Regions from separate parts of the Homo sapiens genome. Here regions 2 and 3 are each linked to region 1. The links are chromatin contacts, found by Hi-C or POLR2A ChIA-PET in ENCODE. All regions are on one chromosome and are shown on one strand. The core of a region is the stretch at or near the end of the contact, and the rest is flanking DNA. Distances in the headings are between cores, read along the strand shown.

Evidence for each region. A loop is a pair of places that touch in the nucleus more often than their neighbours do. ChIA-PET counts read pairs that join two places held with the same protein, here RNA polymerase II (POLR2A). Pooled maps may share reads with other maps.
Region 2: a pooled map shows a loop between it and region 1 (3-fold over the local background). The contact joins two enhancer-like sites. A Hi-C loop is called at or near these places in 5 of 50 pooled maps. POLR2A ChIA-PET finds 5 or more read pairs at or near these places in 18 of 52 experiments (A549, AG04449, B cell and 14 more).
Region 3: a pooled map shows a loop between it and region 1 (3-fold over the local background). The contact joins two enhancer-like sites. A Hi-C loop is called at or near these places in 1 of 168 maps with a recorded cell type or tissue (naive thymus-derived CD4-positive, alpha-beta T cell), 1 of 37 single-sample maps with no recorded cell type and 6 of 50 pooled maps. POLR2A ChIA-PET finds 5 or more read pairs at or near these places in 23 of 52 experiments (A549, B cell, BJ and 19 more).

Annotation. Positions count from the first base shown.
Region 1 is chr12:110,430,502-110,433,165 of GRCh38, forward strand. No RefSeq gene overlaps it. Among named protein-coding and RNA genes, the nearest start is that of ARPC3, 19 kb to the right of the region's middle. RefSeq lists an enhancer at 1,236-1,345. Within about 2 kb of position 1,315, at least 18 of the 41 ENCODE cell types and tissues checked have a DNase peak (open chromatin) inside an H3K27ac peak, as active enhancers do.
Region 2 is chr12:110,315,598-110,318,261 of GRCh38, forward strand. All of the region lies in intron 5 of ATP2A2 (ATPase sarcoplasmic/endoplasmic reticulum Ca2+ transporting 2), which reads left to right. Among named protein-coding and RNA genes, the nearest start is that of ATP2A2, 36 kb to the left of the region's middle. Within about 2 kb of position 1,299, at least 3 of the 41 ENCODE cell types and tissues checked have a DNase peak (open chromatin) inside an H3K27ac peak, as active enhancers do.
Region 3 is chr12:110,338,240-110,340,903 of GRCh38, forward strand. It overlaps ATP2A2 (ATPase sarcoplasmic/endoplasmic reticulum Ca2+ transporting 2), which reads left to right. Exons shown (of 20, transcript NM_170665.4): 12 at 1,042-1,164; 13 at 1,264-1,482; 14 at 2,420-2,664. Among named protein-coding and RNA genes, the nearest start is that of ATP2A2, 58 kb to the left of the region's middle. RefSeq lists enhancers at 755-854, 2,262-2,664. Within about 2 kb of position 1,415, at least 7 of the 41 ENCODE cell types and tissues checked have a DNase peak (open chromatin) inside an H3K27ac peak, as active enhancers do.

The DNA.
Region 1 (2,664 bases), core at 65-2,564:
GCTGGGAGCAGTGGCTCACGCCTGTAGTCCTAGCACTCTGAGAGGCTGAAGCAGGAGGATCACTTGAGCCCAGGAGTTCGAGATCAGTGTGGGCAACATGGTGAGACCCCATCTTTATTTAAAAAAAAAAAAAAAAAAAAAAAAAGGCCGGGCGCGGTGGTTCACACCTGTAATCCCAGCACTTCAGGAGGCCGAGGCGGGTGGATCACGAGGTCAGGAGATTGAAACCATCCCGGCTAACACGGTGAAACCCCGTCTCTACTAAAAATACAAAAAATTAGCCGGGCGTGGTGGCGGGCGCCTGTAGTCCCAGCTACTCGGGAGGCTGAGGCAGGAGAATGGCATGAACCAGGGAGGCGGAGCTTGCAGTGAGCCGAGATGGTGCCACTGTACTCCAGCTTTGGCGACAGAGTGAGACTCCGTCTCAAAAAAAAAAAAAAAAAAAAAAAAAAAAAAAGAAGGGGAAGAAAATAAAAATCTGAGAACTATTACTAAATTACCTTGTCTAAAAAGTCAACATTATAATTGTTTTTAATGTCAGCATTACATTTCAATTAAAGCTGTATTTTAAAGTTCATACTATTGGACCGGGCGTGGTGGCTCACGCCTGTAATCCTAGCACTTTGGGAGGCTGAAGCGGGTGGATCACCTGAGGTCAGGAGTTTCAGACCAGCCTGGCCAACATGGTGTAACCTTGTCTCCACTAAAAATCCACAAATTAGCTGGGCATCGTGGCGCACGCCTGTAATCCCAGCTATTTGGGAGGCCGAGGCAGGAGAATCGCTTGAACCTAGGAGGTGCAGGTTGCAATGAGCTGAGATTGCGCCACTGCAATCCAGCCTGGGTGACAGAGCAAGGCTCTATCAAAAAAAAAAAATCAGACTATATTCATGTATAATTTATAATAAATCATTTGGAAATTGTCCTCTTGCATATATTAAAAAACAAAATATAACAAAACAAAACACCTACCACGATAAAGTCCCAAGGGGAAATGGTCCAGAAGCTAGTTCCAGCGCCTGTGGCCCGTGCGCCCCCTGCTGGCAGTAACGGAACTGGGAACAGGACCCAGAGTAAGCTGGTTTTCTATCATGATGGTTCCACAATTAAAAAAAAAAAAAAAAAAGGGGCCGGGCACGGTGGCTCACGCCTGTAATCCCAGCACTTTGGAGGGCCAAGGCGGGCGGATCACGAGGTCAGGAGATCGAGACCATCCTGGCTAACACGGTGGTCTCTACTAAAAATACAAAAAAGTTAGGGGGGCGTGGTGGCGGGCGCCTGTAGTCCCAGCTACTCGGCAGGCTGAGGCAGGAGAATGGCGTGAACCCGGAAGGCGGAGCGAGGCGGAGCTTGCAGTGAGCCGAGATCGCGCCACTGCTCTCCAGCCTGGGAGACAGAGCGAGACTACGTCTCAAAAATATATATATATCTATATAGATCTCTACAGATATCTAGATATCTATCTATATATATAGATATTTATCTATAGATATATCTACATATCTATATATAGATCTATATATCTACATATCTATATATAGATATATCTATATAGCTCTATATATCTACATATCTATATATAGATCTATATCTATCGATCTATATATCTAGATATATAGATCGATAGATCTATATCTAGATACATATCTAGATATATAGATCGATAGATCTATCTCTAGATATCTATAGATATCTCTAGATATCTAGATATGTCTATAGATATATATACATACATACATATATTTGGCTGGGCGCGGCGGCTCACGCTTATGCCAGCACTTTGGGAGGCCAAGGCAGGCGGATCACTTAAGGTCAGAAGTTTAAGACCAGCCTGGCCAACGTGGTGATATGTTTAAAATAAAATTTTTTTTTCTTTTTTGAGACAGGGTCTCAACTCTGTCGCCCAGGCTGGAGTGCAGTGGTGCGATCATGGCTCATAGCAGCCTCGACCTCTAGCCACCAGGCCTGGCCCCAAACCTGTAATCTTGAAATGAATCAGGGTGGCTTTCTCTCCTTTCTGACATGTCTGTAACCCCTGTGGCAGAAGTTCCAACCCAAACACCAAAACTCTGATTCTGGGTTAAGAATTTTAATTTAGGACAGGTGCAGTGGCTCATGCCTGTAATCCCAGTGTTTGGGAGGCTGAGGTGGGTGGATCACTTGAGTCCAGGAGTTTGAGACCAGCCTGGACAACACAGCAAAACCTTGTCTTGCTGGGCGCTGTGACTCACACCTGTAATCCCAGGACTTTAAGAGGCCGAGGTGGATGGATCACTTGAGGTCAGGAGTTTGAGACCAGCCTGGCCAATATGGTGAAGCCCCGTCTCTACTAAAAATACAAAATTAGCCAGGCGTGGTGGCACAAGCCTGTAATCCCAGTTACTCAGGAGGCTGAGGCAGGAGAATAGCTTGAACCTGGAAGGCAGAGGTTCCAGTGAGCCAAGATTGCACCACTGCACTCCAGCCTGGGAGACAGAGAGAGACTCAGTCTCAAAAAAAAAAAAAAAAAGCAAAAAACAAACCAAACCAAAACAAAAAACACAAAAAAACATGATACCCCATCTCTACCAAAAATACAAAATTAGCTGGGCCTGGAGATGTGTGCCTGTAGTCCCAGCTACTGGGGAGGCTAAGGCGAGAAGATTGTTTGAGCCCAAGAGGTCG
Region 2 (2,664 bases), core at 49-2,548, 110 kb before region 1:
TGTGGCAGTACTAGGACTGTCAAATGTTAGCAGTATAGCGTATCCTAAAATTTTTATTTTTGGCCGGGTGCGGTGGCTCACGCCTGTAATCCCAGCACTTTGGGAGGCCTAGGTGGGTGGATCACTTGAGGTTGGGAGTTCGAGACCAGCCTGGCCAACGTGGTGAAACCCCATCTCTACTAAAAATACAAAACTTAGCCGGCCGCATCGGCACACGCCTGTAGTCCCAGGTATTTGGGAGGGAGGCAGGAGAATTGCTTGAACCCAGGAGGCGGGGGTTGCAGTGAGCTGAGATCACGCCACTGTGCTCCAGCCTGGGTGACAGAGCAAACAAACAAAATTAGCTTGGTGTGGTGGTGGGCACCTGTAATCCCAGCTACTCGGGAGGCTGAGGCAGGAAAATCGCCTGAACCTGGGAGGTGGAGGTTACAGTGAGCCGAGATCATGCCACTGCACTCCAGCCTGGGCAACAAAGCTAGTCTCCATCTCAAAAAGTAAAATAAAATAAAATGTTTATTTCCAAGTTAGTCTTAGCATTTGTTTCAAACGCTTTACCATCTTGGTAGTTCTCTTTGGTACCCAGATTGAATGCAGTTATGTAAATGGAGTCTGGTTGTCATTCTAGACATTTTTTGTCTTCTGACAGTCTATGGAAATTTCTTTGGCAGTCTTAATTACTCTACCAGCTAAAACTACAGTCTTTCTTAGGTGTTCTTCCCATCCCCCCATTCCTAAATTTCTAGACTTTTACTGGCATAGATTATTTTGGTTTTAGTCTAAACGTAGAATTTAAGCAACTACCATTATTGAACCTCATTTAGCTTAACCAAAGCTGTTATCTCTTTGGACCCTGATTTTTTATTGTTTCTAGCTTCGTGATGTTCTTCAACTTGGTAATTAGAAGTCTTTTGCTACATGTATACTAAAGGAAATATGTGTGCCAAATGCTTTATTCATTGACAGATATTTTATTTGACACCCACTGTGTGCCAGGTATAGTGGTAGGGCTAGGAAATCAGTGATGTCTGAGTGACTCTGCCTTTATGGAGCTTTTGGTTTTAGTGGGGAAGATTCATGAAGACCATGCGAGTGTAAGGAAAGGACAGGATGCTCTGTGGGCACACAGTGAGGGATGCCAGCCTAATCTGGGAGTTAGAGGAAAGCCTTACTATTTATGGGAGAAGAAAGGGTATGTGAAGGCCCAGAAACAAGTTAGAGGAACTGAAGAGCATAGTGTGTGATGCTCAGAGGGAGGTGAGAGGGTGACAGGCAAACAGCACTTGGGTCATGGAGGCTGTTATAAGCCCGGGTTGGGATGCCAAAGAAGCTGTTGAAAGATTTTAAAACAGGAGGAGATCACGTTTGCCATTTTAAAGACAGTACTGTCTAAGAAACAGATTGGGAGCAAACCACAGTAGTATAATGGGGTATTGTGTAATGTTCCTTCCCTGTTCACCGTGAGGCCTGGAAGTAGTTTAAAGTAGTCAAGTAGAGCTTCTCAAATGAAGAATTTCATTCAGTCTCTGCTAAACTACAAAATTTATGACTCAAATTGGAAACACGGTGAAAATTTTGAGTCACAGTTAAATGTTTAAGTAGTTTAAGATAAATCTGTTATGCCTTGTGTTTCCTAGGAGCCATTTAGATTCAAAAACAACAGTGGCATTTAGAAGGTAATTTCTGGTCTTAAATAGTGTTTTTCTTATAAAAGATTTTAATAACTGGTGTTTGCCACAATAAATTAGGTTTTTAAAATGCATAATACAATTGATTAATAAAAAGGATTTTTTAAAAAAATAATGCTGATTTTTGGTTTGTTTGGGTTTTTTTTGAGATGGAGTCTCACTGTGTCACCCAGGCTGGAGTGCAGTGGCGCAATCTCAGCTCACTGCAACCTCAGCCTCCAAGTAGCTACAATTATAGGCGCCCGCCACCATGCCGGGCTAATTTTTATATTTTTAGTAGAGACGGAGTTTCACCATGTTGGCCAGGCTGGTCTCAAACTCCTGACCTCAAATGCTTCGTCCGCCTTGGCCTCCCAAAGTGCTGGGATTACAGGTGTGAGCCACCATGCCCGGCTTGAATAATGGTAGTTTTAACCATCAGTATTTATATTTGACATAAGTGGTACAAATAATGTTTCAGTATCATGGCTTATAAACGTTTGCATGGAGTTCTAAAACGTGGCAAACTGATAATTTAATGAACTCTTACTTGAACTCTTGTGCAAGTATACTGTGAGGATTTTGTTCTGATTGGAAATCTTTATTGTAATAGCAAATTAAAGAGCTGTGGATTTTCAAGAGCTGAATTTGAAAGGTGTCAGATGTTAAATGGAAGGTAATTCAGAGTTTATTCTTTTATTGTACCTGCCTCCACCCAAAGAGTCAGAGAAAAACATTTGGAAGAAAAAATTGCAGAGCATCCCTTTGGCAAGAGTAAGAATTTTCCACTACCACTTGCCCTAAGAGCATTGACATGCCTCACCAGGGAAATGTTACAGGATGTGATCATCGGAACAGCCTAGCCTGCTCTTCATGCACAAAATCCTTTGTCTGAAATTCACAGAAGCCTCTCCAGACAAAGGGAAATTGTTGTGTCTTCACTTGAAAAGTATTCGGTGGACCTTTACTTTCATGAACCTTTTAACTCTAAGAACCTGTT
Region 3 (2,664 bases), core at 165-2,664, 92 kb before region 1:
TTAGAATACCTAAAAACACTTCCTTAGATGCCCTAGCCATATTCACTTAAAGTGCTTATCCATCACGTGTGACAGCCACATGAACAGTGGCCACAGAGCATTGCCATCTTTCACAGAGTTCTGGTGGACAGCTCTGCTTGGGGCCATCTCTTCACCTCCAACGTTCCCTAGTTTAAGTCAGTGTCATTATACTGAATGGTATTCCTTGTCTCCCTTCAGCCAATGCTTTTGTTTTTTGAGATGGAGTTTGCTCTTTCGTCCAGGGTGGAGTGAAGTGGCGCAATCTCATCTCACTGGAATCTCTGCCCCCCTGGCTTTAAGCAGTTCTCCTGCCTCGGCCTCCTGAGTAGCTGGGATTACAGGTGCCTGCCACCACACCTAGCTAATTTTTGTAGACAGGGTTTCACCATGTTGGCCAGGCTGGTCATGAACTGCTGACCTCAGGTGATCCACTGCACCCGACCACCTTCAGCCAATTCTTGACAACTGGAGCTTGAGACCCTCCGTTGTCTTCTGTTTTACTTGTCTTAAAAGCCAAATGCCCCATAATGACTTTTGAGGTCTTAATGACCTGCTTCTACCATCCTCTGCCATTACCTGCCTCACCTTTTGCTCATGTAAACTCTATTCCAGCCACGTTGGCACTCCTTTACCATTCCAGGACTTGCCAGGTTGCACTTCCGTTCTCTGCCTGGTGGGTCTTCACCACCACCCACTGGGTTCACACACATCTTTTCAGGCCCCATGGGGCCATCTTTATTCAAATGTCACCGCCTTCTGGCCACTTTATGTAACAGTTCATATGTATGTATGCAAATTTTCTATCCCCCTTCCCTTTTTCTCTATAGCACTTGTGTTACTTTTGCATCTTAGTCTGTCTCTCCCAAAATAGGGGACAAGTTTCATGAGGGCAAAAACCTGTCTGTTTTGTTTATTGCTATATTCCTAGCATCTGTCATGTAATAGGTGTGCTTACTGCTTGTTAGGTAAAAAAGTTCAGAAATTGCCACCCAGTAGTATCCATATTTGTTCCCTTTGTAGGTCATTAAACAGCTGATGAAAAAGGAATTCACTCTAGAGTTTTCACGTGACAGAAAGTCAATGTCGGTTTACTGTACACCAAATAAACCAAGCAGGACATCAATGAGCAAGATGTTTGTGAAGGCAAGTATGGCAGATTGCAATTGAGATGTTCTTGCCAGGGTTAAGATCCCGGTGAACCAATAAAACAAAATTGTTTATCTAAATCTGTAACATTTCCAGGGTGCTCCTGAAGGTGTCATTGACAGGTGCACCCACATTCGAGTTGGAAGTACTAAGGTTCCTATGACCTCTGGAGTCAAACAGAAGATCATGTCTGTCATTCGAGAGTGGGGTAGTGGCAGCGACACACTGCGATGCCTGGCCCTGGCCACTCATGACAACCCACTGAGAAGAGAAGAAATGCACCTTGAGGACTCTGCCAACTTTATTAAATATGAGGTTAGCTAATGAAAAGTTTCTTTGTCCACACCCTGCACGATTCATTGTGTTTAAACAGTACTCCTTCAAGCAAAAGGTCAAACAGTTCTCACTTTTGCCAAGAAAGAGGTGTGGTTATTTGTTTTTCTGCCTGCCAGCTGTGTCACCCTTAAAATTTGCTGCTTCAAACATACATAGTTAATAATTTCATAAAAGTGTTATTTTCAAAGTAGAATATTTTCAAAGTAGAATAATCAAGATGAGCTTAAGCTTGTAAACCCCATTTTGCCTCTCATCTAAATCATGATTTTTTTTAAATTGGTGACATTTCTAGAATATTCATTAGTTACTGAAGGTCAAAAGATCCAAGTTGGAGATTACTTCCACTTTTCTACTCAGAGTAGAATTCTTTTATATCAAGGATGTGACATCCTAAAGCTATGAACAAAATGAAGAAGCTTTGGTACTGTGGGCTCAGAATAGCACAAGAGTTAAAGAATGGTTTGATAACGGGTGTAGTGGTATTTTTTTTTCTCATAAGAAAATGCAAAAACCGCCAGGCACGGTGGCTCAAATGCCTGTAATCTCAGCACTTTGGGAGGCCGAGGCTGGCAGATCACCTGGGGTTGGGGGTTTGAGACCAGCCTGACCAACATGGAGAAACCACATCTCTACTAAAAATACAAAATTAGCCAGGTGTGGTGGCGCATACCTGTAGTCCCAGCTACCCTGGAGGCTGAGGCAGAAGAGTCTCTTGAACCTGGGAGGCGGAGGTCGCAGTGAGCTGAGATTGCGCCATGGCACTCCAGCCTGGGCAACAAGAGCGAAACTCCGCCTCAAAAAAAAAAAAAGAAAAAAAATGCAGAAACCTGTCTCAATGTTTAACTGGGCATTTTTCAAACTAGGGGACAAAAACTAGAACTTGCCACTTTTATTTAAAGTGATGCTCTTATTTTAGACCAATCTGACCTTCGTTGGCTGCGTGGGCATGCTGGATCCTCCGAGAATCGAGGTGGCCTCCTCCGTGAAGCTGTGCCGGCAAGCAGGCATCCGGGTCATCATGATCACTGGGGACAACAAGGGCACTGCTGTGGCCATCTGTCGCCGCATCGGCATCTTCGGGCAGGATGAGGACGTGACGTCAAAAGCTTTCACAGGCCGGGAGTTTGATGAACTCAACCCCTCCGCCCAGCGAGACGCCTG